Regions from separate parts of the Homo sapiens genome. Here region 2 is linked to region 1. The links are chromatin loops, found by intact Hi-C in ENCODE. Cell type or tissue: psoas muscle. All regions are shown on one strand. Each heading gives the region's core, and the rest is flanking DNA. Links, peaks and the distances in the headings are about the cores only. Region 1 overlaps PKNOX1 (PBX/knotted 1 homeobox 1). Region 2 overlaps LOC124905023 (a long non-coding RNA gene).

Region 1 (14,131 bases), core at 3,650-11,649:
CGGACCTGGCCATTTTCTTATTCATGTGTTCACTGGAGTAGCACTTTTTAATTGCCTTTAAGTTTTCCTTTGTTCTGAGAGGTGATTTAAAATTTCAAAAATTTGTGTATGTATTTTTTTAATTTCAAAAATTGGAAAGAAACTTCTGCTTTGCATTTACAACTTGGCTAACTTGTTTTTTTCTTTTCTTTTCTTTTTTTTTTTTTTTTTGAGATGGAGTCGCTCTGTCGCCCAGGCTAGAGTGCAGTGGCGCGATCTTGGCTCACTGCAACCTCTGCCTCCCGGGTTCAAGTGATTCTCTTGCCTCAGCCTACCAAGTAGTTGGGACTACAGACGTGAGCCACCACGCCCGGCTAATTTTTGTATTTTTAGTAGAGACAGGGTTTCGCCGTATTGGCCAGGCTGGTCTTGAACTCCTGACCTCAAATAATCCACCCACCTTGGCCTCCCAGAGTACTGGGATTACAGGCATGAGCCACCGCACCCAGCCCTTTTTTGTTTTTTTTTAAAGAGATGAAGTCTCCCTATGTTATCCAGGCAGGTCTCAAACTCCTGGCCTCAAGTGGTCCTCCTGCCTCAGCCTCAGGCATGATCCACTGTTCCTGGCCTTGGCTATGTTTTTGAGAGACAGGGTCTCATTCTGTTGCTCAGGTTGGGATGCAGTGGTGAGATCATAGCTCACTGCACTCTTGACCTCTTGGGCTAAAGTGGTTCTCCCACCTCAGCCCCCTGAGTAACTGGGACTACAGGGATGTGCCAGCATGCCCAGCTAATTTTGAAAAAGTTTTGTAGAAGTGAGGTCTCATTATGTTGCCTCGGCTGTCTCTTAAGTTCCTTTCCAGAATGGTGAATCCTTTCAAGCCGCCTTCCTGCCTCGTCCTTCCGAAGTGTTGGGATTACCCATATGAATCACTGTTCCTGACCTGAACATCAAAGATCACTGATCACAGATCCCCGTAACAGACATAATAATGACAAAGTTTGAAATAGTGAAGAATTACCAAAATGTAACACAGACACAAAGTGAGCTCCTGTTTTTGGAAAATTGGCACCAATAGGCTTGCTTTCTTCATACAGGGTTGCCACAGATCTTCAACTTGTGAAAAACATAGTACCTGCTGAGTGCAATAAAGCAAAACACAATAAAAGGTAAAATGAGGTGCTTATAGCCAGGCGCAGTGGCTGACGCCTGTAATCCCAGCACTTTGGGAGGCCGAGGCGGGTGGATCACGAGGTCAGGAGATCGAGACCATCCTGGCTAACACTGTGAAACCCCGTCTCTACTAAATATACAAAGAATTAGCTGGGCGTAGTGGCGGGCACCTGTATTCTCAGCCACTTGGGAGGCTAAGGCAGGAGAATGGCGTGAACCCAGGGGGCGGAGCTTGCAGTGAGCCGAGATCGCGCCACTGCACTCCAGCCTGGGTGACACAGCGAGACTCCATCTCAGAAAAAAAGAAAAAAGAAAAATGAGGTGCTTATAGTCTGTTGAATCTAAAATGCAGCAGTGTGTTATACCACTACAGATGCTCCCAGTGCCTTCTGGCACGCTGCTTTCTTACCCCATCAGTGAAGGATGCTTTTCACTTCAGACATTTAAAAGTGTGCCTTAGAATTGATGAAACATGGTCAGTGAAGTATGACTTGTTTCAAAGATTAACCTTCTGCGCTTATGATCTAAGTGCCAGCAGGTTCTGTGGTAATGATACTGAGTACAATGCATTTTGTTGGGATTCCTGTACTCTATATGTAGTTAACGTTTCTCTGGCAGTAACTTTAGAAAAGTACTACTTGTGAGGCCAGGTGCGGTGGCTCACACCTGTAATCCTAGCGCTTTGGGAGGCCGAGGTGGGTGGATTGCCTGAGGTCAGGAGTTTGAGACCAGCCTGGCCAAGATGGGGCAACCCCTGTCTCTACTAAAAATGCAAAATTAGCTGGGTGTGGTGGCAGGAGCCTGTATCCCCAGCTACTCGGGAGGCTGAGGCAGGAGAATCACTTGAACCAGGAGGTGGAGGTTGCAGTGAGCTGAGATCGCTCCAGTGCACTTCAGGCTGGGCGACAGAGCAAGACTCCATGTCCGAAAAAAGAGAAAAAAAAATACTACTTGTAAATAGCAGAAATAGAAAGGTGCTACTTATGAGAAGTAACATCCTATTTGCGGCTTACACTTTTGTTGCAAATTGTTAAAAGTGTCTGAAACTGTTTAGAAGGACAGCCTGAAACTGCTAAAGTGATGCAAAGTATAGACTCTGGTGGGAGAGGGGGCGTCTTAAATTTTCACGTTTGCTTGGCCTCTGGGGGCCTCTTAACAGCACTTTAAAGGAAATAAATAGATGAAGAAGAGAACAAATTATTTTGAAATACAGTTATTAAAATACTGTATTGAACCAAATTGGTGATAGTCCCATTTATTAGCTTAGTAACCGGATTGAGCTGTGGCTCTGGTAATTCATTTGGGAGTAGTGACGAGATTTTTTGTGACACTCTAATGCTTTGGAAAATACCTGTTGCTGTTCCTGCTAAAACTCCAGGGCTTATTGTCTGCCTTTGTAATTGAAGGAGTGCTACATTTCAGCTAGAAGTTTTTGCCTTTTATCATTCATGTTCACAAATACCAAGTTGATTTACTCTCAGCCTATCCATTTGTAGGAATATATGGTGTCCTTTCTTTACTTCCTCAAATGATTATATTGATGACAAAAGAGACAAGGAAATAAAAACGGCACAGATAGGGGAACCCAAAGCCTAACAGTGTGTGTCCTTGGAGGTGAGGGTGAAGGAAGTGGCTGCAGGCCCTGGGAAGTACCATCTTGCATCCGTGTGCAGCACTGAGTGGATACCTCATGGTTCTGTCTTGTGTACACTGTTCAGGAGGACATGTAGAGTGGACATATCACATAGAAGAAGGTCAGTCTGGAAACTGTTAGGAGAAGCACTCAAGGGCTGAGAGGCATGGTCCTTGGTGGAAAGAGCCAGCAGGCCTGGTGCTGGCGGTGCCCTGCTCGTGACAGTGTGCAAAGTCTGGAGCCTGGCCTGTTCCCGCCCTTGGCAGATGGTAGCTCCTTGTTTTGGATTATTAGCCCCTGCCGGTTTAGTTACTGTTTCTGGAAGATTCACATAGAAGGCAGTGTGGTAATTCAGTCAACGTGTTGTCTGGCATGTGGTATAAAACTCCTGTTTAAAGCTCTGATTCTGAGGCCATGCCTCAGGGACTTGAGAAGGGGACAGAGCAGCTTATTTTATTTTATTATTTATTTTATTTAATTTTAATTTTATTTTATTTTGAGATAGGGTCTCACTTTTTCACCCAGGCTGGAGTGCAGTGGCACGATCTCGGCCCACTGCAGCCGGGAGCTTCTGGGCTCAAGTAATCTTCCCGCCACAGCCCCCAAAGTAGCTGGGATTACAGGCACGTGTCATCACACCCAGCTAATTGTACTGTTTGCCGTCTGCGATTGACGCTGGAATGATTGGCTGTTTTAGTCGGGTTCTCAGGGTGGCAGGGAGCAGGCTGACTTCAAGTTGGGTGGGTGGTGAGATAGGTGGTTCAGGATCATGCAGGGATAAAGAAAACAGGAGTCTATGGGATTCTTGGGACCACTGTATTGTTGCTGGGCCTCTGGGCAGATGGAACCATGGTTTGTGCTCTGGCAGGATCCAGTTCTGCACCAGGGCTCTTGGCCTTCCGCTTCAATTAGGTGGTTGCCCTCCACTGTCTGTTCCATCTGTACGCTCCCCTCACAGTGGGGGCTCACCCAGCCTTACCTGCCCTGTACTCTCCCTTTTCCAGCACCCACCTCAGAGAGAGTGCCTGTGCTCTTTCCCCTCACACCACCTACCAGGCGCTGACCTTCGGGCTGGGGGCTGGCCTTGGGTGTTGCAGGGCTACCTGGCCCAGGGAGTGGTGCTTGGGGAGGAATGAGCTTCTGACACCTGCACAAGGAAGGCCCCCTTTGAGCAGGGCCTGCCAGTGGGGTTGGGTCACTCAAAGGGGCTGTGGATTGGTAGGTACTATGATCACAGTTTCCAGAACATAATGCCTGAGTGAGCGCATGTGTTTTGTTACATGTTCTCTCAGACATTTTATGAAGGTTTGTACATTTTTTTGCATTAAAAATGTTAGGAATTTAACTTGACAAGAAAAAGGAGCATAAGGCCGGGTGCAGTGGTTCACGCCTGTAATCCCAGCACTTTGGGAGGCCAAGGTGGGTGGATCACCTGAGGTCGGGAATTCGAGTCCAGCCTGAACAACATGGAGAAACCCTGTCTCTACTAAAAATACAAAAAATTAGCCGGGTGTGGTGGTGCATGCCTGTAATCCCAGCTACTTGGGAGGCTGAGGCAGGAGAATCACTTGAACCCAGGAGGTGGAGGTTATGGTGAGCTGAGATCGCGCCATTGCACTCCAGCCTGGGCAACAAGAGCGAAACTCCATCTCAAAAAAAAAAAAAAAAGTTTAATAAACATTAAATTGCTAAACTTTACGTTCTTCTAAATTTAGTTACGTATTTGAGCATACTTTTTTTTCCCCCACGAAACAGGGGCTTGCTCTGTTGCCCAGGCTGGAGTGCAGTGGTGCAATCTTGGCTCCCTGCAACCTCTGCCTCCCGGGTTCAGGCAATTCTCCTGCCTCAGCCTACTGAGTAGCTGGGATTACAGGTGCCCACCACCACGCCTGGCTAATTTTTGTATTTTTAGTAGAGATGGAGTTTTACCATGTTGGCCAGGCTGGTCTCGAACTCCTGACCTCAGATGAGCTGCCCACTGTTGCCTTTCAAAGTTCCAGGATTACAGGCATGAACCACTGTGGCTGGCCTTTTTTTTCCAATTTTTTGTTATGGTAAAATACACGTAACAAAATTTACCATCTTAACCATTTTCAGTGTGCAGTTCAGTGGTGGTAAGTTCATTCATACTTTTGTACAGCCATCACCACCATCTGTCTCCAGAACCCTTCATCTTGTAAAACTGAAACTCTATACCCATTAAACACTGCCTCCCCATCTCCCCTCCCTGAAGCCCCTGGCAACCACCATTCTACTTCCTGTCTCTGAATTTCGCTACTATAGGGACTTCATACCAGTGGAATTAGGTAGTATTTGTCTTTTTGTGACCAGCTTAGCTCATTTACCATAATGTCCTTAAGGTTCATCTATGTTGTAGTGTGTGTCAGAATTTCCTTCCTTTTTAAGGCTGAATACTCCATTGTGTGGATATACTGAATTTTGTTTATCCATCCCTCAACAGACACTTGAGTTCCTTCTACCTTTTGACTATTTTGAATAATAAAACTGTGAACCTGAGTGTGTAAATACTTCTCCGAGATCCTACTTTCAATTTTTTTGGATATAGATCTAGAAGTGGGATTGCTGGATCATACTGGAATTCTGTTTTTAATTTTTTAGGGAACCTCCATCCGATTTTTCGCAGCAACTGTACTGTTTTATATTCCTTTTAATTTAATTTATTTTTTATTTTTCCAAGGACTCAATAAGGAGAGAGTATCAGTTTACATTCCTACCAACAGTACAGAGGTTCCAGTTTCTCCGTATCTTACCCAACACTTATTTTCTTATGTGTTGTTGCTTTTTTTAATAGCAGCCATCCTAATGGATTTGAGGTGGCATCTTACTGTCATTTTGATTTGTATTTCCCTAATAATTAGTGATGTGGAGCATCTTTTCACATGTTCATCGGCCATTTACATGTCTTTGGAGAAATATCTCTTCAAGTCCTTTGCCCCTTTTTGAATTGGGTTTCTTACATGCATACGTGTGTGCGTGTGTGTGCGTGTGTGTGTGTGTGTGTGTGTGTGTTTTAAAGAGACAGGGTCTCATGATGTTGTCCAGGCTGGTCTCCAACTCCTGGGCTCAAGTAATCCAGTAATACTCCTGCCTCAGCCTCCCAAGGAGCTGGGACTTAAAGACATGGGCCCCTGTGCCTGGCTATGTTCATACGTTTTTACATATTTTTTAAGCTATATTGTGTTATGCTTTTAGTTGGCATTTTAGTGATTTTTAAAACATTTATATAATCCACACATTTCTCGTTTTAAAAATTTAAGGTCTCATACACTTTTGTGAGTCCAGTTTTTTTCTTTTTCTTTTTTTTTGAGACAGAGTTTTGCTCTTGTTGCTCAGGCTGGAGTGCGATGGCATGATCTTGGCTCACCACAACCTCCACCTCCTGGGTTCAAGCAATTCTCCTGCCTCAGCCTCCCAAGTAGCTGGGATTACAGGCATGTGCCACCCCGCCTGGCTAATTTTGTATTTTCAGTAGAGACAGGGTCTCTCCATGTTGTTCAGGCTGGTCTCGAACTCCCGACCTTAGGTGATCTGTCTGCCTTGGCCTCCCAAAGTGCTGGGATTATAGGCGTGAGCCACCATGCCCGGCCAGTTCCAGTTTTTTGTATTATTTTACGGCCATGCTCTATGTTGTGGAGCCTTTTGAGTATTTAGGTTTTGATACTTTCTGTGTTTTGCCATCCGAAAGCTGGAGTCCCTCTGACCCACCAAGCTTAGTGCTGACAGGGAGAGTAGAGAGGGGTGGCTGCTGTGCAGGGAGGGAGTGCAGGTGCCAGTTCCACAGTGCTGTGTGCCCAGTGTAGGCAGTGCCTGAGAGAGGCTGTCCATGGGAAAGGGGTCCTTGCCTCCAAGGGTTAGGGTTCCTCATTTTCTTTTCTTTTTTTTTTTTTTTTTTTTTTTTTTTGAGATGGAGTCTCACTCGCTCTGTTGCCCAGGCTGGACTGCAATGGCACGATCTCGGCTCACTGCAACCTCTGTCTCCCGGGTTCGAGCGATTCTCCTGCCTCAGCCTCCCGAGTAGCTGGGACTACAGGCATGCGCCACCATGCCCGGCTAATTTTTGTACTTGCAGTAGAGACAGGTTTCACCACGTTGGCCAGGCTGATCTCGAACTCCTCACCTCAGGTGATCCACCCTCCTCGGCCTCTCAAAGTGCTGGGATTACAGGCGTGAGCCACTGTGCCTGGCCCCTTATTTTCTTTCTGTTCCTTTTTTTGTTTGTTTTTTGGTTTTTGTTTGTTTGTTTGTTTGTTTTGAGACGGAGTCTCACTCTGTCATCCAGGTTGGAGTGCAGGGGAGTGATCTTGGCTCACTGCAGTCTCCACCTCCTGGGTTCAAGTGATTCTCTGACCTCAGCCTCCTGAGTAGCTGGGATTACAGGTGCAAGGCACCACACCTGGCTCATTTTTGTGTTTTTAGTAGAGACGGGGTTTTGCCATGTTGGCCAGGCTGGTCTCGAACTCCTGACTTCAAATAAGTTGCCTGCCTCGACCTCCCACAATGCTGAGATTACAGGAGTGAGCCACCACGTCCGGCCAGGGTCTTAAAACTTTGATGCGAATTTAAATTTACCAGCTGTAACAGACCATCCAGCTCAGAGTCTGTTAAAACAAATTGCAGGCCGGGCGTGGTGGCTCACACCTGTAATCCTAGCACTTTGGGAGGCTGAGGCGGGTGGATGACTTGAGACCAGGAGTTTGAGACCAGCCTGGTCAACATGGCAAAACCCAGTCTCTCCTAAAAATACAAAAAAATTAGCTGGTCATGGTGGCGGGTGCCTATAATTCCAGCTACTCAGGAGACTGAGGCAGGAGAATTGCTTGAACCTGGGAGGTGGAGATTGCAGTGAGCTGAAATCGTGCCATTGCAGTCTAGCCTGGGCAACAGAGCGAGGCTCTGTCTCAGAAAAAAAAAAAAAAATTAAAAAAAAAATTGCAAAACCATTAAAATGTAAAATACCTTTGATACTAGAATTTTGTTTTGTCTTTAGGGGACATATGTGGGCCTTTGGGTTAGAAATACTTTTTGATACAGATTTTAACAGGATTTACGATCTATGATTTTATTTGAATATTACACTTCAAATGATACCTCGCCAAACCTTGTTTGAAAAATAAAGTGATGGCTGGGCGCAGTGGCTCATGCCTGTAATTCCAGCACTTTGGGAGGCCAAGGCGGGTGGATCATGAGGTCAGGAGTTAAAGACCGTCTTGGCCAAGGTGGTGAAACTCCATCTCTACTAGAAATAGAAAAATTAGCCAGGCATGGTGGCAGGTGCCTGTAATCCCAGCTACTGGGGAGGCTGAGGTAGGAGAATCCCTTGAACCTGGGTGGTGAAGATTGCAGTGAGCCGAGATCATGCCATTGCACTCCAGCCTGGGTGACCGAGTGAGACTTGGTCTCAAAAACAAAAAAAAAGTGATTTCTTGACAAATGTTTTCCTCAGAATGAGTCATTTATTGACTGAACATCTCTTTGGAATAGGAGCTGTGGAAGCCAGGGTGGAAGAGAGATGGACAACTGGCTTGTGGTTTCTGAACCACAGGTGCCTAAAACTTCTCACACACAAAATGAAAGCTCACTTAACTGTCATGATGTATAGTTAGTGTCCTAAAAGGTGTCCTGGAGAAGGTATTTTGGGAGGACTGGTAACAAAACACAATACCTAGAGATGCAGTCTCTGGATCTGACTGTTGTGTTGTCTTCAGTCGTTTTCTGGCTTTATAAATGCCTCAGTGTTACTGTTTGCTAGAACTGGAATTACCCTAGAATTTCCAGTGGAATTGTGGCTGCTCATTAGTCAACACTGCTCTGGGTAGCAGCTAGGAGGTGGCACTCTGGGAGTTGGTCCTCTGCTAGGCGCGGCACCTGGTGAGGGGGATGGGGCTGTGTGGACTCCTCCAGCAAGGCAGCGTCTAGTATATTACATTACAGTACACAGGATAGTGTCACTAAACTGAGTCAGAGAGCACATTTTAGGTGGATTTAAAGAAGTATACTCAGGCCAGGTGCGGTGGCTCACACCTGCAATCCCAGCACTTTGGGAGGCCAAAGTGGGCAGATCACCTGAGGCCAGGAGTTCAAGACCAGCCTGACCAACATGGAGAAACTCTTGTCTCTACTAAAAATACAAAACTAGCTGGGCGTGGTGGCGCATGCCTGTAATCCCAGCTACTCGGGAGGCTGAGGCAGGAGAATCGCTTGAACCTGGGAGGCGGAGGTTGCAGTGAGCTGAGATCGTGCCATTACACTCCAGCCTGGGCAACAAGAGCTAAACTCCCTCTCAAAAAAAAAAAAAAAAAAAAAAATATATATATATATATATATATATGTATACTCAGATTTTCTGACTCCTCTGGGTACTAGAAAGAGGAAAAGAAAGTCTAGTAAGATTTTTTAAAAAGTATCACTTGTCTTTGAACAGCTATAATTTTGGTCAGGGATTGGCAAACCACAGGCCTATGGGCCAGATCCCACTGACCTTTTTTTTGTATGGCCCTAGGGCTGAGAATGGTTTCTACTTTTTTTTTTTTTTTTTGAGATGGAGTCTTCGCTCTTTCACCCGGGCTGGAGTGCAGTGGCGCGATCTCGGCTCACTGCAAGCTCTGCCTCCTGGGTTCACGCCATTCTCCTGCCTCAGCCTACAGAGTAGCTGGGACTACAGGTGCCCACCACCACACCTGGCTAATTTTTTGTATTTTTAGTAGAGACAGGGTTTCACCATGTTAGCCAGGATGGTCTCGATCTCCTGACCTCGTGATCCACCCGTCTCGGCCTCCCAAAGTGCTGGGATTACAGGCGTGAGCCACCGCACCCGGCCTCTACATTTTTAAAGACCTGTAAAGAAAGCATACGTAATACAGACAGTATGTGACCCACAAACCTGAAATATTTACCTTCTGGCCCTTTACAGAAAATGTTTGCTGGTCACACCTCCCACACCTTCAGTTCTTTTTGTTTTTGTTTTTGTTTTTGAGACGGAGTCTCACTCTGTCACCCAGGCTGGAGTGCAATGGCCTACTCTCAGCTCACTGCAACCTCTGCCTCCCGGGTTCAAGTGATTCTCCCTCCTCAGCCTCTTGAGTAGCTGAAATAGGCGCGTGCCACCACACCCAGCTAATTTTTGTATTTTTAGTAGAGATGGGGTTTCACTATGTTGGCCAGGCTGGTCTCAAACTCCTGACCTCATGATCCGCCCACCTCGGCCTCCCAAACTGCTGGGATTACAGGCGTGAGCCACTGTGCCCGGCCAGCCCTCAGTTCTTACTTGGACCAAATCAAAGTTGGTCTGGATCTAAATGGAATCAAATAGCAGAACTGTTGGGAGATATGAAAAACACATGGGGATTTGGTGAGCTACTCTCCTTCAGCTGACTCATGCCTTGCTGTGATTGGTATACAGTATTGTCTATGTAAAAGTTGAGCCTAAAGAAATAGCTCTTAAATCACCATTAGAATTGTAAAGGAATATATGTGAGTAGTTCTAACAGCTGAAGTCTAGAACTCTGCTTCAGTGACTAGTTCCCATTGAGCGCTGGGACACGCTTTGCTGAGAGTCACTGTGGAGGGTCAGATTCTTTCCGGTGGCTCCCATGCTTCACCGAGAGCAGTTGTGCTGATCCCCCAGGCCACTGGGACAGCAGGGCAGGCTCCTTGGTCAGGGCTGGCCCAGGAACGGAGTGGGTTGATGAGAGGGAGCCTGGTCCCTGGGATACTGGTTAGGGTCTACAGGCTGGGGACCCTGCGGGCTGGATGAGGACCCCCTCACTGGTCTTTGGCTTCTCAGGCTGGGGACCCTGCGGGCTGGATGAGGACCCCTCACTGGTCTTTGGCTTCTCAGGCTGGGGACCCTGCGGGCTGGATGAGGACCCCCTCACTGGTCTTTGACTTCTCAGGCTGGGGACCCTGCGGGCTGGATGAGGACCCCCTCACTGGTCTTTGGCTTCTCAGGACTTCTTTCTTTGTAGAATCTCCCTCATCCCTTCCTTTTTCTGTTTGATGTCTCTTTCCTCATTTCTTCTGTAAAATAAACGTAAAAAGGGACTGAATAATTTCCAACTTTTTTTTTTTTGATAAAGGGTCTCACTATGTTGCTGGTTTTGAACTCCTGGACTCAAGCAATATTCCCGCCTCGGGCTTCCAAAGTGCTGGGCTTACAGATGTAAGCCACTGGGCCCGGCCTATCCCCAACCTGTTTTTTTCAGTTTTTTTCCATTTTTTTCAGCTTTTGTGATAGTTTTCTCATGGATCTTTTGACTGGTCAGGATAACATTGCTTAGAGATGTATTTTACTTGATTACTTAAATGTATGTTTCTGTTTCAATTTTTTATTTTTTTTGAGTCAGTCTCACTCTGTCACCCTGGCTGGAGTGCAGTGATGTGATCTCGATTTCACTGCGACCTCCACCTCCAGGGTTCAAGTGATTCTCTCAAGTCTCAGCCTCCCGAGTAGCTGGGATTACAGGCGCCTGCTACCACGCCTGGCTAATTTTTGCATTTTTAGTAGAGATGGGGTTTCACCACGTTGGCCAGGCTGGTCTTGAACTCCTGACCTCAAGTAATCTGCCTGCCTCAGCCTCCCAAAATGCTAGGATTACAGTCGTGAGCCACCGCCCCCAGCCAAAAAGCAGATTTAAAATGTTAGACAAGCTGAACTCAAGGCGGAAGCATTAGATAGAGGGATATTAACATATCATTTACAGGCATAGTTAATAATCATGGGCAGGCATGGTGGCTCACACCTGTAATCCCATCACTTTAGAAGGCCAAGGAGGGCAGATTGCTTGAGCTCAGGAGTTTGAGGCTAGCCTGGGCAACATGGCAAAACCCTGTCTCTACAAAAAATACAAAAGTAAACCGGGTGTGGTGGTGCATGCCTGTGGTTCCAGCTACTCCGGGGCTGAGGTGGGAGGGTTGCTTGAGTGAGGGAGGTCGAGGCTGCAGTGAGCCAGATGGTGCCATTGCACTCCAGCCTGGGCAACAGAGCCAGACCCTGTCTCAAAAAAAAAAAAATAATAATAATAAGCGGACACAGTGTGCCTGTAATCCCAGCTACTCGGGTGGCTGAGGCAGGAGAATTGCTTGAAATCAGGTGGTGGTTGCAGTGAGCCGAGATCACACCACTGCACTCCAGCCCGGGTGACAGAGCAAGACTCCGTCATAAATGAATAAATAAATAAATAAATAATAAGTAACGATCCACTGTGGCTTCCTGGAAACATCCATGTTCACAGCTGGGGTCTGGTCAGTCTGCATAGTGGAGCACACTGCTAGGATGCATCCTTAGCAAGTGAAAAAAGTGAGGCTCAGAACTGTTTGTAGAGTATAGCCTTTTATCTAAGGAAGGCAGATGAAGACTGGCTTATGATAAAGGTGCTAACCCCCAGACTAGTAAAAATGGGGTTCCCTGTGGAGTAGGGAAGGGGCAGTGTTATAAGTTGGATTTCTGGCCATATCTGCTATAGTACTGATCATGGAACTCTAGGGGAGGAAAGATGTTTTCCTTCTACCCATCTTACGTTCATTGGCTGGGGCTCCTGGAACAGAAGACAGATTTACAAAAGAGAAAGGCACACAAATTTATGTAATATAAGTTTTACATGACATGGGAGCCTTTATAAGGAAATGACCCAAGGAAATGGTTAAACCTGAGTGGTTTTGTGTTAGGTTTGATGAGCAATGAAAAGCTATGGAGAACTATGATAGGAGGAGTGTGAGCTAAACGCAATGAACTGGGGGAAACTTAGCAAGGTCTGTTCAGATTTCTCTCTGTATCCTTCTTTGGAGGTCAGCATGTTTCCTCCCCCCGTAGATACGGAGGGCACTTCTCACATGAGGGTCTTACCACCTGCTTTGGGTGAGGGTCAGAAAGTCCTTCCTAGGTTTCGTGACCTGCCTCAGGAGAGAAGGGTTGGGGAAGGTCAGAGAGATGTTCCTGCACAAGCTGCTTCTCAAATTCTTTCAGCTTCAAATATTCAGTGTGCCCAGGTGCCACATTTTGGGGTAGCATGTCCTGAACCTTGTCAAAACTATATGGATGTTTTAATATAGTTTTAAAATAAAATGAAGTCAAAAGTTGGGGGGAAGTAGTCTCTAAAAATTGAAAGCAGCCGAGCACTGTGACTCACAGCTGTAACCCCAGCATTTCGTGAGGCCAAGGTGGGAGGATCGCTTGAAGCCAAGAGTTCGATACCAGCCTTGGAAACAGCCAGACCCCATCTCTACAAAAAAAGAAAAAAAAAAAACCCTGAAAGCAAAACGAATAAAAATAACCAAACCACAAATTGAGTTGGTGGCTTAACTATACAGAGAGGAGTTATTTCAAGTGACTTCAAAACAAATTGTATTGGCCAGGCGTGGTGGCTCACGCCTGTAGTCCCAGCACTTTGGGAGATCGAGGCAGTAGGATCATGAGGTCAGGAGATTGAGACCATCCTGGCTAACACAGTGAAATCCCGTCTCTACTAAAAATTCAAAAAAATTTAGCTGGGCATGGTGGCGGGCACCTGTAGTCCCAGCTACTCGGGAGGCTGCGGCAGGAGAATGGCGTGAACCCCAGAGGCGGAGGCGGAGCTTGCGGTGAGCCAAGATCGTGCCACTGCACTCCAGCATGGGCGACAGAGCGAGACTCCGTCTCAAAAAAAAAAAAACAAACCAAAAAAACAAATTGTATTGTACATCCTAGCAGGGTAAATCCTAAAGACAAAATAACTAAAAAGAAACCCTGGGCAGTTTTTAGTATGTGAATTGTTAGTAATAACATTTTAACTTATTTATTTATTTATGTACTTACTGACTTACAGCTACTTTTTGAGATGGGATCTTGCTCTATCAGCCAAGCTGGATCATGCCACTGCACTCAGCTTCCAAACCTTTGCTCTTGCTGGAGATGCACTACTACAAATAAGCCACAGGACATCACTTTCTTCAGACCCTGCAGAGCATGTTACACTCATGTGGCTTCGGAAGCTGCATTCTGGTCACAGCTGAGCGTCTTTCGTGGTGCTTGCCTCATGGGCCAGCTGCTTCATCAGCTCACCCTGTGTTTCCCATTTTGAATAATGCCGTAATTCATAGGTTGAATTGATGTAATTCACTGTTGCAGGCACCAGAGTTGTACAGATTGTTGACAAGTGTCCTGTCCTTGTGAGTTCGACCTTATCTTAGAAGCACAATTATTTTATCGTCAGAGGTCAGGCTGTGTAGAAGAAATAGCAGGGCTTTGGAGCTGGACAGATTGAAGTCACCCAACCTCTGGTACATCTGTGTCCTCAACAGGGAAACAAGGACAACTAACCTATCTGCGTCTTCTAGAGTAGTCTGGTCAC
Region 2 (15,615 bases), core at 3,145-11,144, 45 kb before region 1:
GTTAGCACAAGAAGCAGATAAGCTAACTCTTAGGCAAAACCTAAAGTCCCCCCATACTGTGGTGACTTTAATAAATACCAAAGGACATCATTAGCTAATGAATGCTAGACTAACTAGATACCAAAGCTTGCTCTGTGAAAATCCCCGCATAAGCATCGAAGTTTGCAACACCCTAAGCCCCGCCACCTTGCTCCTGGTATCAGAGAGCCCAGTTAAACATAACTGTGTAGAAGTGTTGGACTCAGTTTATTCTAGGGGGCCCAACCTCCGAGACCATCCTTAAACATCAGTAGACTGGGAGCTGTACGTGGATGGGAGCAGCTTCGCCAACTCCTGCAAAGTAACTCTGAAGAAGACGACAAGCCCTGCTCCAGTCACACCCGGAAGCTGACTGGTCCACACACGGCCGAAGCATGAGACAACTCATCGCGGGACTCATTTTCCTTAAAATTTGGACTTGTACAGTAAGGACTTCAACTGACCTTCCTTAGACTGAGGACTGTTCCCAGTATATACATCAAGTCACTAAGGTAGGACAAAAGATTGCTACAGTCCTGTTATTTTATGGTTATTATAAGTGTACCGGGACTCTAAAAGAAACTTGTTTGTATAATGCTATTCTATCCAAGGTATGTAGCTCAGGAAATAACCAACCTGATGCCTGTTATGACCCATTTTAAGCCTCCCATGATCACAGTTTTTAGAATAAAATTAAGGACTGGTCATTTTCTAGGCGACGCAAGTAAAGTAACAGCTAAGACAGAAGAAAGATGGGTCCCCAAGCATATAACCCTAAAACTTAATGCTTGTGCCACTATCAATAGCAATCGGCATAGGATAAGATGTGGTTCTTTAAATTGAAAAAAAAAAGTTACACGGCAGGAAATAAGTATATCTGCCATGAATTAAGCTCATGTGCAACTGTGTGTAATTACTGGTCTTGTGTCATCTGGACTACTTGGAAAAAGGATGAAAAAATCCTGTTTAGCTCCAAAAAGGAGAAGGCAGCCCCGCCTGTATGAGTGGAAGCTGCAACCCCTTAAAATTAGTAATTACAAATCCCTTAAACCCAAGGTAGAAAAAAAGAGAACACATATCTCTGGGCATGGATAGAAAAGGACTAGATCCTAGAGTAAATATCGTAGTAAAAGAGGAGGTTCATAAACTCTCTCTAGAACCAGTATTTCAGACTTTCTATGATGAACTAAATGTGCCAGTACCAGAGACTCCAGGAAAAACCAGAAATCATTTTTGCAATTAGCCAAGCATGTAGCCCAGTCTCTAAATGTCACTTCATGTTATGTTTGTGGAGAAACTGTAATAGGAGATCAATGGCCATAAGAAGCCTGAGAATTAGTGCCTACAGACCCAGTTCCTGATGAATTCCCGGCCCAAAAGAAATCACCTTGATCATTTCTAGGTTCTAAAAGTCTCAATTATTAGAAAATATTGCATAGTTTAAAAAAGGAAAGAATTCACTCATTCTGTAGGATGACTTAGTTGCCTTGGACAAAAACTGTATAATGGTACCACAAAAACAGTTACATGTGGAGTTCAAGCCATACAGATAAAAATCCATTCAGTAAATTTCCAAAGTTGCTGACTGTTTGGGCCCCCCCAGAATCCCACTGGGGCTGGAGGCCCCCACTGGGCTATACTAGATATGTAGACATCCAGCCCATGCTAAGCTGCCTGACCAGTGGACAGGTAGTTGTGTTATTGGCACTATTAAACCATCTTTCTTCCTACTGCCCATAAGAACAGGTGAACTCCTGGGCTTCCCTGTCTATGCCTCCTGCAAAAAGTGAAACATAGCCATAGATAATTAAAAAGATGATGAATGGCCTCCTAAAAAAATTATACAATACTCATGATTGTGGGCGCCTGTAGTCCCAGCTACTCAGGAGGCTGAGGCAGGAGAATGGCGTGAACCCGGGAGGCGGAGCTTGCAGTGAGCCGAGATCACACCACTGCACTCCAGCCTGGGTGACAGAGCGAGACTCCGTCTCAAAAAAAAAAAAAAAAAAAATTATACGATACTATAGGCCTGCCACTTAGACATAACACAGGTCATGGGGATACCGGACCCCCATTTACATGCTCAACGAAATCATACAGTTGCAAGCTGTTTTAGAAATCATCACTAATAAAACCGGTCAAGCCTTGACTGTTCTGGCCCAGCAAGAAACTCGGAGAAGAACTGCTATCTATCAAAATACACTGGCTAGCAGCTACTTGCCATCGATCAATAGATCGACTACTTGCTAGCAGGCGAAAGAGAGGTCTACAAGAAATTTAACCTTACTAATTACTGTGTACACATAGATAATTAAAGACAAGTAGTTAAAGACATAGTTAGAAATATGACAAAACTGGCACATGTGCCCTTGCAAGTGTAACACGGATTCGGCCCTGGAGCCAGGTGGTTCCCAGCACTAGAAGGATTTAAAACTCTTATAATAGGAGTTATAATAGTAACAGAAACCTGCTTACTGCTCCCTTATTTGCTACCTGTACCTCTTCAAATGATAAAAAGCTTCATCGCTACCTTAGTTCACCAAAATGCATCAGCACAAGTGTACTATATGAATCACTAGCAATCTATTGTACAATGTAATGCCCAACCTTGTTCTTACTAACCCTGTTCTTAGACTCTCCCTTTCCTTTACTCACCTAGCCTCATTTCCACCTGAATGGACTCTCCCTTAGCTGAGAGAGCCAGACAGACTCCATCTTGGCTCTTTCCCTGGCAGCCCCTTCCTCAAGGACTTAACTTGTGCAAGCTGACTCCCAGCACATCCAAGAATGCAGTTAACTGATAAGATACTGTGGCGAGCTATATCCGCAGTTCCCAGGAATTCGTCTGATTGATAACGCCCAAAGCCAAGACTATCATCTTGTAATAGTCTTAAAGCCCCTGCACCTGGAACTGTTTACTTTCCTGTAACCATTTATCCTTTTAACTTTTTTGCCTACTTTACTTCTGTAAAATTGTTTTAACTAGACCCCCCCTCCCCTTTCTAAACCAAAGTATAAAAGAAAATCTAGCCCCTTCTTCGGGGCCAAGAGAACTTTGAGCATTAGCCATCTCTTGGCCGCAGGCTAAATAAACGGACTCTTAATTCGTCTCAAAGTGTGGCGTTTTCTCTAACTCGCTCAGGTACAACAACAAGAAGACATAAGTGGCAAAGATAAGAGTGAGAACTCCCACTAATAAAAAGTGAGAGTCTCAAAGCAGGGGAATGAGGTAAGAGAGAGACCCTCTCATATTGTTTTATATTGTTCTATACTCAGAAAAAGAGAAGTGAAACTAAAGGCAGGTAGCCCGGCGCCTAGGAAGCAGACCCGAAACCAGGCCTGGGCCTGCCTGACCTAAGCCTGGTAGTTAAAATTCGACCCCTGACCTAGGAACTGATGTTATCTATAGATTCCAGACATTGTGTGGAAGGACATTGTGAAACCTCCCGTTCTGTTCTTTTTCACTCTGACCACCGGTGCTCGCAGCCCCCGTCACATACCCCCTGGCTTGCTCAATCGATCACGACCCTCTCACACGGACCCCCTTAGAGTTGTGAGCCCTTAAAAGGGACAGAAGTTGAGCACTGAGGAGCTCGGATTTTAAGACGCTAGCCTGCCCATGCTCCCAGCTGATTACAGCCACTCCCTTCACTATCTTGGTGTCTGAGGGGTTTTGTCCACAGCTCATCCTGCTAAAACAGCTCACTACAATCTCAAACTCCTGAGCTCCAGTGATTCTCCTGCCTGTGAAAGGAAAACAAATCTTGCCCCTGCCCCCACCCCAAATCACTAAGCTAAAGGGAAAAGTGAAGCTGGAAACTGCTTAGGGCCAACCTGCCTCCCATTCTATTCAAAGTCACCCCTCTGCTCACTGAGGTAAATGCATGTCTGATGGCCTCCTTTGAAAAGACTAATCAGAAACTCAAAAGAATGCAACCATTTGTCTGTCTCCTACCTGTGACCTGCAAGCCCCCTCCCCGCTTCCTGTCTTCCTGCCTTTGCTTCAGGTTGTCCTGCCTTCCAGACCGAACCAATGTACTTCTTACCTATATTGATTGATGTCTCACGTCTCCCTAAAATGTATAAAACCAAACTGTGCCCCGACCACCCTGGGCACGTGTTGTCAGGACCTCCTGAAGCTGTGTCGCGGGTGCGTACTCAACCTTCGCAAAATAAACTTTCTAAATTAACTGAGGCCTGCCTCAAATTTTCAAGGTTCCCGTGCCTTAGCCTCCCGAGTAACTGGGACTACAGGCACGTGCCACCACGCCCGACTAATTTTGTTGTTGTTGAGACAGAGTCTAGCTATATTGCCCAGGCTGGTCTCCAACTGCTGGGCTCAAGTGATCTTCCTGCCTCTGCCTCCCAAAGCGCTGGGATTACAGCCACGAGCCACCATGCCCGGCCTTCTTTTTCTCTTTCCAGCATTGGCTTTGAAATCTTATGAAATCCAAGCGGATGGGAGCCTAAGCTAACGAGTATGTCTTGATGGTTTTAGTTCATCAGAACCCTTGCCAAGACTTTTATTTTTAAATGTACGGCTTAAAATATATCATCCTCGGCCCTGAGCCAATGAGAGGAAGCCAAGGTAAAACACTCTCTTCTCCAGGACATATGGAAAGTCGCTGCTGCCGGAGTAAGGGAGAAATTCTAGAAAGGACGTTCTAGTGCAACAGGCAAAGTTTCATGGCACCGACAGCTATTTTCCAGGAAAGAAGCTTTAAACTATGGAGTTTATGGAAAAAAAGAAAGGGGGGAAAAGACATTTCTGCAAACTGACCTAAGCCCTGGGAATCTGAACCTTCCTATCTGAGGAAAGGGAGGGGGGACTCCGAGGGCCTCTGCAGGACACAGGTGCAATGTTTACCTGCTGCTGTCAGTGAGGATCCTCTGCATGGAGGAGCCCTTCCTTGGCCTGAGTTGTACTTAAAAGCAGGCACTTGTCTTTCATTTTTTTGAGACAGGGTCTCACTCTGTCCCCCAGGCTGGAGTGCAGTGGCGTGACCATGGCTCACTGCAACCTCCACCTCCCGGGTTCAAGCGATTCTCCCACCTCAGCCTCCCAAGTAGATGGGACCACAGGCGTGCACCACCACGCCCAGCTCATTTTTGTATTTTTTGCTAGAGATAGGGTTTCACCATCTTGGCCAGACTGGTCACAAACTCTTGACCTCAAGTGATCTTCCTACCTCAGCTTCCCAAAGTGCTGAGATTTCAGGCGTGAGCCACCGCGCCAGCCCAGGCTGTTGTCTTTCTCATGGCTTTGAGTTTCCACCCTTCCTCCCTTTTCCTTGTGCCACTGAGCACTTTAAAAATCCTAATTGTGTCACCAGACGGGTTGCAAACTAAGGCATCTACTTGCGGGAGTCAGCCTAAGCCAGCTCATGGGGCTTGAAGTTTTCTTTGGTTTTTTGTTTCTTGTTTTTTTTTTTTTTTTTTTTTTTTTTGAGACGGAATTTTGCTCTTATTGCCGAGGCTGGAGTGCAATGGTGCGATCTCAGCTCACTGCAACCTCTGCCTCCCGGGTTCAAGCGATTCTCCTGCTTCAGCCTCCCGAGTAGCTGGGATTACAAGCATGCGCCATCAAGCTTGGCTGATTTTTTTGTATTTTTAGTAGAGATGGGATTTCTCCATGTTGGCCAGGCTGGTCTTGAACTCCCGACCTCAGGTGATCCACCCACCTCGGCCTCCCAAAGTGCTGGGATTGCAGGCGTGAGCCACCGCCCCCGGTCACAGTATTTTTAAGGTGTATTTTCCAGCATCTTTTGATGCTCTTCATACTTTTTTCAACCTTTCAGTTATTTAAGTGCATCATTCTCTTTCCACAATCTCAGCACCCTGAGGGTTTCCGCTTCTCTTCTGCCCCTTTGGTGAATGCTCTATTTATGATTCTTCTTGTAAAACTGAACACGTTGGGTGGCTCTTCCACTCAGCCCAGCTGGAGCTACACTGCCTAGAGGCCAGGGTGATCCTGGGATGTCACAAGCGCAGTGAAGGGACCCTTATGTTACAGGAAAGGGGTCCAGATCCAGACCCCAAAAGAGGGTTCTTAGATCTCGTGCCAAAAAGAATTCAGGGCCAGTCTGTAAAGCGAAACCAAGTTTATTAAGAAAGTAAAGGAATAAGGGAATGGCTACTCCAAAGGCGGAATAGGAATACGACTAGGAAACGGCATGCAGTGCTACTAGATAGTCAAAGTTTCAGATTTTTTAATTTATTGTTGGGATTGGGGTGTCGTTAGAAAAAAGTATGAAAAGAGACGGTTAGCAGTGCAATTGAAGACATGTTAGGTTAATATATAATGTATGAGTCTGTGTAACGGATAGTTTTTATTCATCATAAAATTCTCAAAAGACTCACAGATGTGTGGCCCTTGCAGCTGTTCTTCCCTTGCTAACAGCGTTAGGCTCTGACTCAGAGGAGTTTTGTGCCAAAGAATTCTGGCAGCGTCTACAGTTCTTGTGAAATTCCCAGTGAGGAAATCGTTCACTGTGAGCAGGGGCGATGATGACAAGACGATCCAGGGGATGGGGAAGGAGCCCAGGAAGAAAGAATACAGAGCCCCGGGCATGTGAAATGTATCAGCCTCAAAATTCTTATCTTTCTTTACATCTTTCTATTTACAAAGTCTTGTTTTTGTTTTTGTTTGAGATGGAGTTTCACTCTGTCGCCCAGGCTGGAGTGCAGTGGCACTATCTTGGCTCACCACAACCTCCGCCTCCCAGCTTCAAGCACTTCTCCTGCCTCAGCCTCCCGAGTAGCTGGGATTACAGGCACGCGCCACCACACCTGGCTAATTTTGTATTTTTAGCAGAGATGGGGTTTCTCCATGTTGGTCAGGCTGGTCTCAAACTCCCGACTTCAGGTGATTGCCAGCCTCGGCCTCCCAAAGTGCTGGAATTACAGGTGTGAGCCACCACACCCGACCCTGTTTTTGTTTTTTGACATGCAGTCTCACTGTGTCACCGAAGCTGGAGTGCAATGGTATGATGCTGGCTCACTGCAGCTTCCACCTCCCAGGTTCAAGGGATTCTCCTGCCTCAGCCTCCCCAGTAGCTGGGACTACAGGTGCCCGCCACCACAACCAGCTAATATTTGTATTTTTAGTAGAGATGGGGCTTCACCATGTTGGCCAGGCTGGTCTCAAACTCCTAACCTGAGGTGATCCACCTGCCTTGGCCTCCCAAAGTGCTGAGATTACATGTGTGAGCCACCGCACCCAGCCCAAAGTCTGTTTTTCTTGGCGGGGGTTGGCAGTCAGGGAGCAAATCAGAGTGGCCTATGCACAAAAGGTTGAGAACAGAACTGTGATTTGGAGAGGGAATTCTCCAGCCAGCGTGTCACAAAGCCGCTCACCTGCTCGTGTGAGTGTCTGAATGCACGTGTTTGAGTGTCAGGGGCGTGTGAACCACAGCAACTCAATCTTGAATAGGGGCTGGGTAAAGTGAGGCTGAGACCTCCCGGGGCTGCATTCCCAGATGGTTAAGGCATTCTAAGTCACAAGATGAGATAGGAAGTTCGCACAAGACACTGGTCATAAAGACCTTGCTGATAAAACAGGTTGCAGTAAAGAAGCCGGCTAGGGCCGGGCGCGGTGGCTCATGCCTATAATCCCAGCACTTTGGGAGCCCAAGGCAGGCGGATCACCTGAGGTCAGGAGTTCGAGACCAGCCTGACCAACATGGAGAAACCCTGTCTCTACTAAAAAGTACAAAATTAGCCGGGTGTGGCGGTGCATGCCAGTAGTCCCAGCTACTCGGGAGACTGAAGCAGGAGAATTGCTTGATCCCGGGAGGCGGAGGTTGTGGTGGGCCGAGATCGCACTATTGCACTTCAGCCTGGGCAACAAGAGTGAAACTGTCTCACACACACACAAAAAGTTATAGGTAGGACAATTTCCAGGTATGGTTGTTTTGCAATCAGGGCATCTCAGCGGGTCCACCAAATAGGAGGTTTGTCTCTGTGCCTGGATGGTTTCATTACTCATTCATGAGACAAAGAGCGGGAAGGTAGAGGGTCTGGGTGTGGCTTTGTCACAGGTAAACACTGGTGCCGGATGGGCACGGTGGCTCAAGCCTATAATCTTAGCACTTTGGAAGGTGGAGGCAGGAGGATCCGTTGAGCCCAGGAATTTGAGACCAGCCTGCACAACATGGCGAGATCTCATCTCTACAAAAATTTAAAAGTTAACCAGGCATGGTGGTGCATGCCTGTAATTCCAGCTACTCTGGAGGCTGAGGTGGGAAGATTGACCCAGCCCAGGAAGCGGAGGTTGCAGTGAGCTATGATTGCACCATTGCACTCCAGCCTGGGCAACGGGGCGAGACCCTGTCTCAAAAACAAAAACAAAATGTAGGATATAATAAATTCTTCTTCAAAGGTTTTAGCCTGTAAATTGTTTAGTACAATGAGTTCTGAGATCCTCTCCAAAGAACCAGTGCATCAGTATGTTCAGCTCCCCTGTTCTTTGTTCTTCATTTTAAAATTTAATTTCCTCTTTCCCTTCGTCTCCTAGCCCCTAGTTTCAGTGAACAGTCCCCTCCTAGCCTCTATCACCTGCTCTGACCTGAGTCATTCTGAGTCACCTGTTTTGTAACCATCCTTCCCGCCAAACTACTCACCCCGCCACTCCAGCTCGTACCCCTGCTCTCTTTAAAACAGCCAACTGGAATTAGCTTAGACGGTGCGGTCCAACCCTAGCTAATATGGGAATGACACAGCAGTAGGGGCTGCATGCATCAGGGATAAGAACCCCTTCCCTTCCCTTTTCAGATTTGCTCTCACCATTGCTCCACCCTCGAGGTGCACCCTCCTATAGAAGTAACATTGCCTTGCTGAGAAAATTAAATTTATGTTTGAGTGCTATTTCTTTGTGGCACCAAAAATTTATTTCTAACAAAAAGAAAGAAAAAACCAACACTGGTGCCATCCTAGAGTTCTGGGGAGTCATGAGCAAGTGCACACTGCGAGTCTTACTGAAGTCACAGGGGAGGGGTGGGACACAGTGTGGGGATCTCTCCAGGGCTCTGCTCTCTGGTGCACAGGGCTCAGGGAAGGCCCGGCATTTGGCAGTTGCCCAGTGACTCGGGGAAAAGAGGGATGGACCACACTCAGAACCCTGCTTAGGGCAGCAGAAGGATGTAGGCACTGTCCCTGGTACCCAGGCAGCAGGCTGGGCATTCCTTGGTCAATGTTTGCCAGGCACATGATAACCTAAGTGTGCAGGTGATGTTCAAGCCAGGTCAGGACATGGGGAACCACCTGGCTTCTCTCCAGTGCTTGCCATGATGTCCCAAATGAAGGTGATTTTTTTTTCTTTTTTTTGAGACTAGGTCTCATTCTTTTGCCCAGGCTGCAGTGCAGTGTCAAGATCACGGCTCACTGCAACCTCTGCCTCCTGGGCTCAAATGATCTGCCCACATCAGCCTCCTGAGTAGCTGGGACCACAGGCGCCCACCACCATGGCCGGCTAATTTTTTGTACTTTTAGTAAAGACGGGCTTTCACCATGTTAGCCAGGATGGTCTCGATCTCCTGACCTCGTGATCCACCTGCCTCGGCCTCCCAAAGTGCTGGGATTACAGGCCTGAGCCACTGCACCCAGCCAAGTGCTGGGAACCATTTTCTAAACATGGCCCCAGGATCAAATCCATTCCACACTTGCATGGGCACATGTGCCAGTTTTGTCGTATCTCTAACTATGTCTTCAACTGCTTGCCCTTCATTATCTATGTGTACGCAGCAATTAGTAAGGTTAAATTTCCTACAGACCTTTCCTTCAGCTGCTAGCAAGTAGTTGAGAGCTAATCTATTTTGACATATAGCATTTCTCATCTGAGCTTCTTGCCAGGCCACAATAGTCAAGGCTCTGCTGGTTTTATTAATGTTTATTTTTAAGACAGCTTGTAACTGTATGATTCGGTTGATCATGTAAATGGGGGTCCGGTATCCCCACGAGCCGTCTTGTGCCTAAGTAGCAGGACTATAATGTTGTATGATTCTCTCAGGGGGCCATTTATCATTTTTTCAATTTCTTATGGCTACGATTCTCTTTTCGTGGGAAGAATAGACAGGGAAGCCCAGGAGTTCGCCTGTTTTTTTGGGCAGTAGGAAGAAAGATGGTTTAATAGTACCAATAACACAACTACCTGCCTACTGGTCAGGTAATTTGGCGTAAGCTCTGTGCCTACATATCCAGTATAATCCAGTGGGGGCTGTCCAGTCCTGGTGGGACTCCGGGTGGGTCCACACAGTTTGCAACTTTGGGAATTTACTAAATGGATTTCTCTCTGTGTGATTTGAACTGGAGTTCACTGGAGTCCACCAAGTGACTGTTTTTGTGGTATCATTATACAGTTTCTGTCTCCGACAACTAAGTCGTCCTCTGGGGTGAGTGAATTCTCTTCCTTCTCTAGCTATGCAATATTGTCTAATAATTGAGGCTTTTAGGACCAGAAATTATCAGGGTGATTCTTTTGAGCCAGGAATTCATCAGGAACTGGGTCTGTAGGTACTAATTCTCGGGCTTCCCATGGCCATTGATCTCTTATTACAGCTTCTCCACATACATAGCATGAAGTGACATTGAGAGACTGGGCTATATGCTCAACTAATTTCAAAAACAAATTTCTTGTTTTTCCTGAAATTTCTGGTACTGGCACATTTAGTTCATCATAGGAAGTTTGAAACACTGGCTCAGGAAAGCGTTTGTAAACTTCTCCTTGAACCAAGATATTTAGTTGAGGATCCAGTCTGGCCCAATCAATTCCTAAGGTCACGCGCTCCTCTGTTTTTCTAGCGAGGGTCAAGGGGCTTGGTTATTACTAGCTCTAAGGGGTTACATTGTCCCTTAGTACAGGAAGGGCCATTTTTTCCTTTCTGAAGGTGGACTGGATCTTTTTCATTTTCTTTTTGTCCAAGTGGCCAAAATGACACAAGACCAGTGTTTACATTTATTTCCACACAGTGCTAATTTATGACAGATGTATTTATTTTCTGCCATATAGCCTTTTCTAATGAAGAGAACCACAACTTATTCCTAACTTACTACTATTAATGACAGCACAGGCATCAAATTTTAAGATGAATTGTTTGGGCACCCCTTTTTCTTCTGTTTTGGCTAACACTTCACTCGTATCATTTATGAGTCCACACCAGTCCTCAGTCCTTAATCTTATTTTAAAAACTATGGTCATGGGAGGCTCAGATGGGTCATAACACACATCAGGTTGGTCACTTCCTGGGCTACATACTTTGTATAGAATAACATTACACGAACAAGTTCTTTTTAGAGTTCCAGTACACTTATAATAACCATAAAATAATAGGACCATAGCAACCTTTTGTCCTACCTCAGTGACTTGATGTATACAATGGGAACTGTCCTTAGTCTGAGGAAGGTCATTTGAAGTCCTTACTGTAAAAGTCCAAATTTTAAGAAAAATGAGTCCCGCAATGGGTTTTCTCATGCTTCGGCTGTGTGTGGACCAGTCAGCTTCCAGGTGTGACTGGAGTAGGGCTTGTCGTCTTCTTCAGAGTCACTTTGCAGGGGTTGGCAAAGCTGCTCCCCTCCACGTACTGCTCACAGTCTACTGATGTTCAAGGATGGTCTCAGAGGTTAGGCCTGCTAGAATAAACTGAGTCCAACACCTTTACACAGTTATGTTCAACTGGGCTCTCTGATACCGGGAGAAATGTGGTGGGGTTTAGGGTGTTGCAAACTTCAATGGTTATGTGGGGATTTTCAAATAGCATGATTTGGTACTTGGTTAATCTATCATTTGTTAACCAATGATATCCTTTGGTATTTATTAAGGTTACCACAGCATGGGGGGTCTTTATATTCAGATTTTGCTTAAGGGTTAGTTTATCTGCTTCTTGTGCTAACAGGGCTGTTGCTGCCAGGGCCCTTAGACGTGGGGCCAGCCTTTGGAAACCCTGTCTAGTTGTTTTGAGAAATAGACCACTAGCCTTGACCAGGGCCCCACAGTCTGGGTTAAAACTCCAACTGCCATTTTTTCTCTTTCTGACACATAGAATGTTGAGTTTTGTCAGGTCAGGTAGCCTCAGGGCTGGAGCTGACGTGAGTTTTCTTTTAACTCATGAAAAGCTCGTTGCTGTTGGTTGTAATAGATGTAGTTTATCCAATCTACATTTTTATTAACTGTCACCTACCAAAATATTGACTCAAATCCTGCAGCTATTTGATTTCAAGCTTTAAATTGATCTGGTATTCCTCGTGGGACTCCAATTGCGTCTAAATAGACATGAGAGTTGAAAGACCCCTAAGGAGCTTCTCTCGCTTTATGATGTCTTATTGATGAAATGCCAGGGTGAAAGGGATAGCCAACCGGACTAAAGTACAAGTGCCACTCCAGTTATTCGGCAGAGTGCCCAGTAAAGGTCCACCACAATACCACCACACATCCGCTCAGGGATGAACAAGGGCTGCCTCATTGATAAGCTCTTGAAAATTCTTATGCTTCACTGCATCCTTTCAGGTCTCCAAGGAACACGAAGTTTCCTCCCTGTCATGAGAGACACGAAGTGAACTTAGTGTTGGGAGACGGAGGTTGGATGGCCCTCAGGGGCTGACCCACAGGGTGCTGGACTTTGGGATATAGCAGAGAGAGCTTGGCACGACTTATTACTCCAGGCCGTAGAATCCTGGAAAAGAGCTACCATGCAGCCCACACCTGGTCAACTGGAGGACCACCTTAGTGGAAAGGGGACAATCTGGGCCTCTGGCCTGCCATGTGCACAAGCATAACAATTGGTTTTATTTAATGTCAAATGGAATATTTGATCCATTTTAACTAGGCATTTGCATCTTGGTATCCTGTCTTAATTGATAAAGTTTGTTTTAAGTCTTTAACTTCTATGATCCTCTAGTAAAATGAATGTATGGTTTTAGGAAATTATAAAAACCGGTTGGGTCAGTCCGTCCTTGCTCTTTAGTGGTCCACAGGACGTTGGACCAACTATGGCATGAAAGCTCTACGTCAGGGGGCAAGACTCCTAGTTGGCACTGGGGTGTTTATTGAAATCTCCCCGGATTAAATGGTCCTCGTTTACTAATGCCCAGTCTGAGGAGAGTCAGGAGGGGCAGAGATACTTTTCTGAAGTAGAAAGCTGTCTTGGAATTGGCAAGTCCCCACAGGGTATAACAAGGCAAGAATTAAATGCAATAGTTTGAGGTGAAATTGATTTGATTATGTTAATAACTATATGGTCAACAATAGAATGAGGAAAGAAGAAAGAGTAATAGAGTAGATGAAAAGAGTTACATTTTTCTTAGCTTTAGTTTGGTAGGGTTTTCCCCTGGGACTATGGCCCCCACCTCTGGAGGGGGTGGCGCTTTCTTGACTTGGGTGTGATGAGTCCATCTTTTTTTTTTTCTGTAAAAACAGCAGTCTTGGTGGTTAGCAGGACAAGGTAGGGTCCTTCCCAGGCGGGCTCAAGTTTTTCTTCTTTCCACCCTTTGATGAGAACGTGATCTTCAGGCTGGTGCTGATTTACTGGAAATTCTAGCGGTGGTACATGTGCTAAAAGACTTTTAGTTTTTGAGAGAAAGGAAAGTGGAAGATAAACCAAGTATATAATTTTTAAGAAACTGACCTTTTGTTTTAAATGTGGGGACCTTGGCAGTGGACTTTATAGTCCTTAGTGTCTTTTTACTGAGAAATTTCCTTTAGCACCTATTTTTATTAGTTTTTAAACCAAAGAAAGCCAAATACCATTTTACATTTAACAATGCTTCTTGTATGATTTTTATACCAGATAAGCTAAATGTTATGTTTATATTAGTGTGTTATTAATGTTAAACCTAATTTTAATAAAAGCCTGTAGACATATTTATCTAATTTTTAATGTTTGACCGTAAGTTACGATTTTATAGACTCTTTTTAACCTTTCATAATTTTTGCTAAAGAGCAGGTTGGTGCTTTAAGAAAAACCTGTTATGCTTTTACTTTAATGTCTAGTTCACAGAAAAACTGGATGATACTTCTTTAACTTTAGCAAATATGTTTATACACAGAATTTCCTTTACAATTAATGTTTTAAAATTTGCTTAAACCTTCAAAACAATAAATTTTTAACTTTTTAATGTAGGTAAAAATGTACATTCTTATGCCTCCTTATAATCCTTTTACCAAAGATATATTTTACTTTTCTTATACACCTTGCACATAAACTGTTGTTTTTTTTTTTTTTCAATAGTTTTACATTCAGGAGGCCTAGTTACTTTTAAATTATACAACATTTTTTGCATAAATTCTTTTTTATAACATTTTTCTCTTTCTTGACTTTTGCAGACAATTCTTCCACATGCCTCAACTTTCTGACTTATTACAAATATTTCTTTCTTTAAACAACCAGTTAATTTATTTCAGGACAAGAATTTACCATATAATACTCTTTTTATATAAATTCCACCCGCCCCCTTTTTTTTCCTTTTTTTTTTTTTTTCCCTTAGGATACTTCTGAACTGGTGAGATGTGCTCACAATGAGGTTTCCTCTAAAAGTTATTCTTTTTCCCCTTTTTTTTTTTTTTTTGTTAGCGAAGCAGTTGCCGCTACAGATTGAATGCATTTGGGCCATCCGCGGGTTATGGGGTTAAGGATTTTTGATAGGAAGGCCTCAGTGCTTTCGGGATATGCCCTTGTTTACACTGACAACAAAGTGGTATCGGACTGTTATAGGGTTACGGAGAATACCTTCAATTATCAATTATAGGTTTTAAATTTACCTTGGCTTTTAAAGAATAGGGTACACTTTTTTTTAACTACTTGTATATCTCTTTCTTTCTTTCTCTCTTTGACTTTGTCTCTCTCTTTCTGACTTTCCTTTTGCCTCTGTCTCTTCCTCTCTCTGCCTCTCTCTTTCTCTCTCTCTCCTTGACTCCCTCTTTGTCTGTTCCTCTCTGTCTCTTCCTCTCTCTCTTTTCCTCTCTTCCTCTCTGTCTCTTTCCTCTCTCTCTCTCTGCTGCTCTTTCCTTGCCTCTGCCATCTGCTTATGCTGCTGTTCTCTCAACCGCTGTGTGTTGGGGGCGTGGGGTCTAAAACCAGCTGTAACCAAGTGTCTATGTACGGGAACTGGTCTGGGTGCCCTGGCTTACAGGTTACTTTGTGCCATACCTTTGAAACAAGGGACCTGTCCAGGCTTCCTTCTAATGGCCAATCTACCTCTAATGCTGGCCGGTCTATCTTACACAAAGTTTTAAGTTTTCCTAGTGTCACAGTACTCCATAGTCTCTCTTAAATTCTTTTTTTGAAATTTTCCAACATAGTTCCTAGTAGGGTGGGCTTATTTGTGCCTGACCTATGCTTCTTTGAGACAAAATACCATGCTCACTCCACACGCACACCACAAAACAAAAAAATGGGTAAAAAGGGCACACACACAGTTTTGCAGTTTGCACCAAACAAAAATCAAAACCAAAATCAGAGTAACCAGAAATCTAAGCCAGGTCAAAACCAAAACCAAAGTATCAAGCAATCCAAGTCAAATCAAAAACAAAAACCAAAGTGCCGGTACAGGCACGCTGTGGGTGATCAGGCCATGCTTCCACTCAAATGGAGTGGGCAAGTTCTCAAG

The links. Hi-C counts contacts between places; a loop is a spot of excess contacts. Peaks named below come from ENCODE experiments on the same cell type or tissue, not always from the same donor. Only the 100,000 strongest peaks of a DNase experiment are listed, where the experiment ranks them.
Region 2: it touches region 1 in a loop (2.3-fold over the local background); 33 of 110 quality-filtered maps call a loop at or near these places.

Annotation. Positions count from the first base shown.
Region 1 is chr21:42,978,294-42,992,424 of GRCh38, forward strand. All of the region lies in intron 1 of PKNOX1 (PBX/knotted 1 homeobox 1), which reads left to right. Among named protein-coding and RNA genes, the nearest start is that of PKNOX1, 11 kb to the left of the region's middle. RefSeq lists enhancers at 2,815-3,355, 3,356-3,897, 3,898-4,437 and a silencer at 10,551-10,717. In psoas muscle, for the core only: no CTCF peak of the experiment used is centred there; no DNase peak of the experiment used is centred there; H3K27ac peaks cover 940 bases.
Region 2 is chr21:42,933,833-42,949,447 of GRCh38, forward strand. It overlaps LOC124905023 (a long non-coding RNA gene), which reads right to left. Exons shown (of 2, transcript XR_007067882.1): 2 at 10,957-15,615. LOC124905022 (a long non-coding RNA gene) reads left to right here. Exons shown (of 2, transcript XR_007067881.1): 2 at 246-3,133. Among named protein-coding and RNA genes, the nearest start is that of MIR5692B, 9.4 kb to the right of the region's middle. RefSeq lists enhancers at 2,937-3,595, 3,596-4,253, 4,254-4,912. In psoas muscle, for the core only: no CTCF peak of the experiment used is centred there; a DNase peak (open chromatin) is centred at 6,489; H3K27ac peaks cover 971 bases.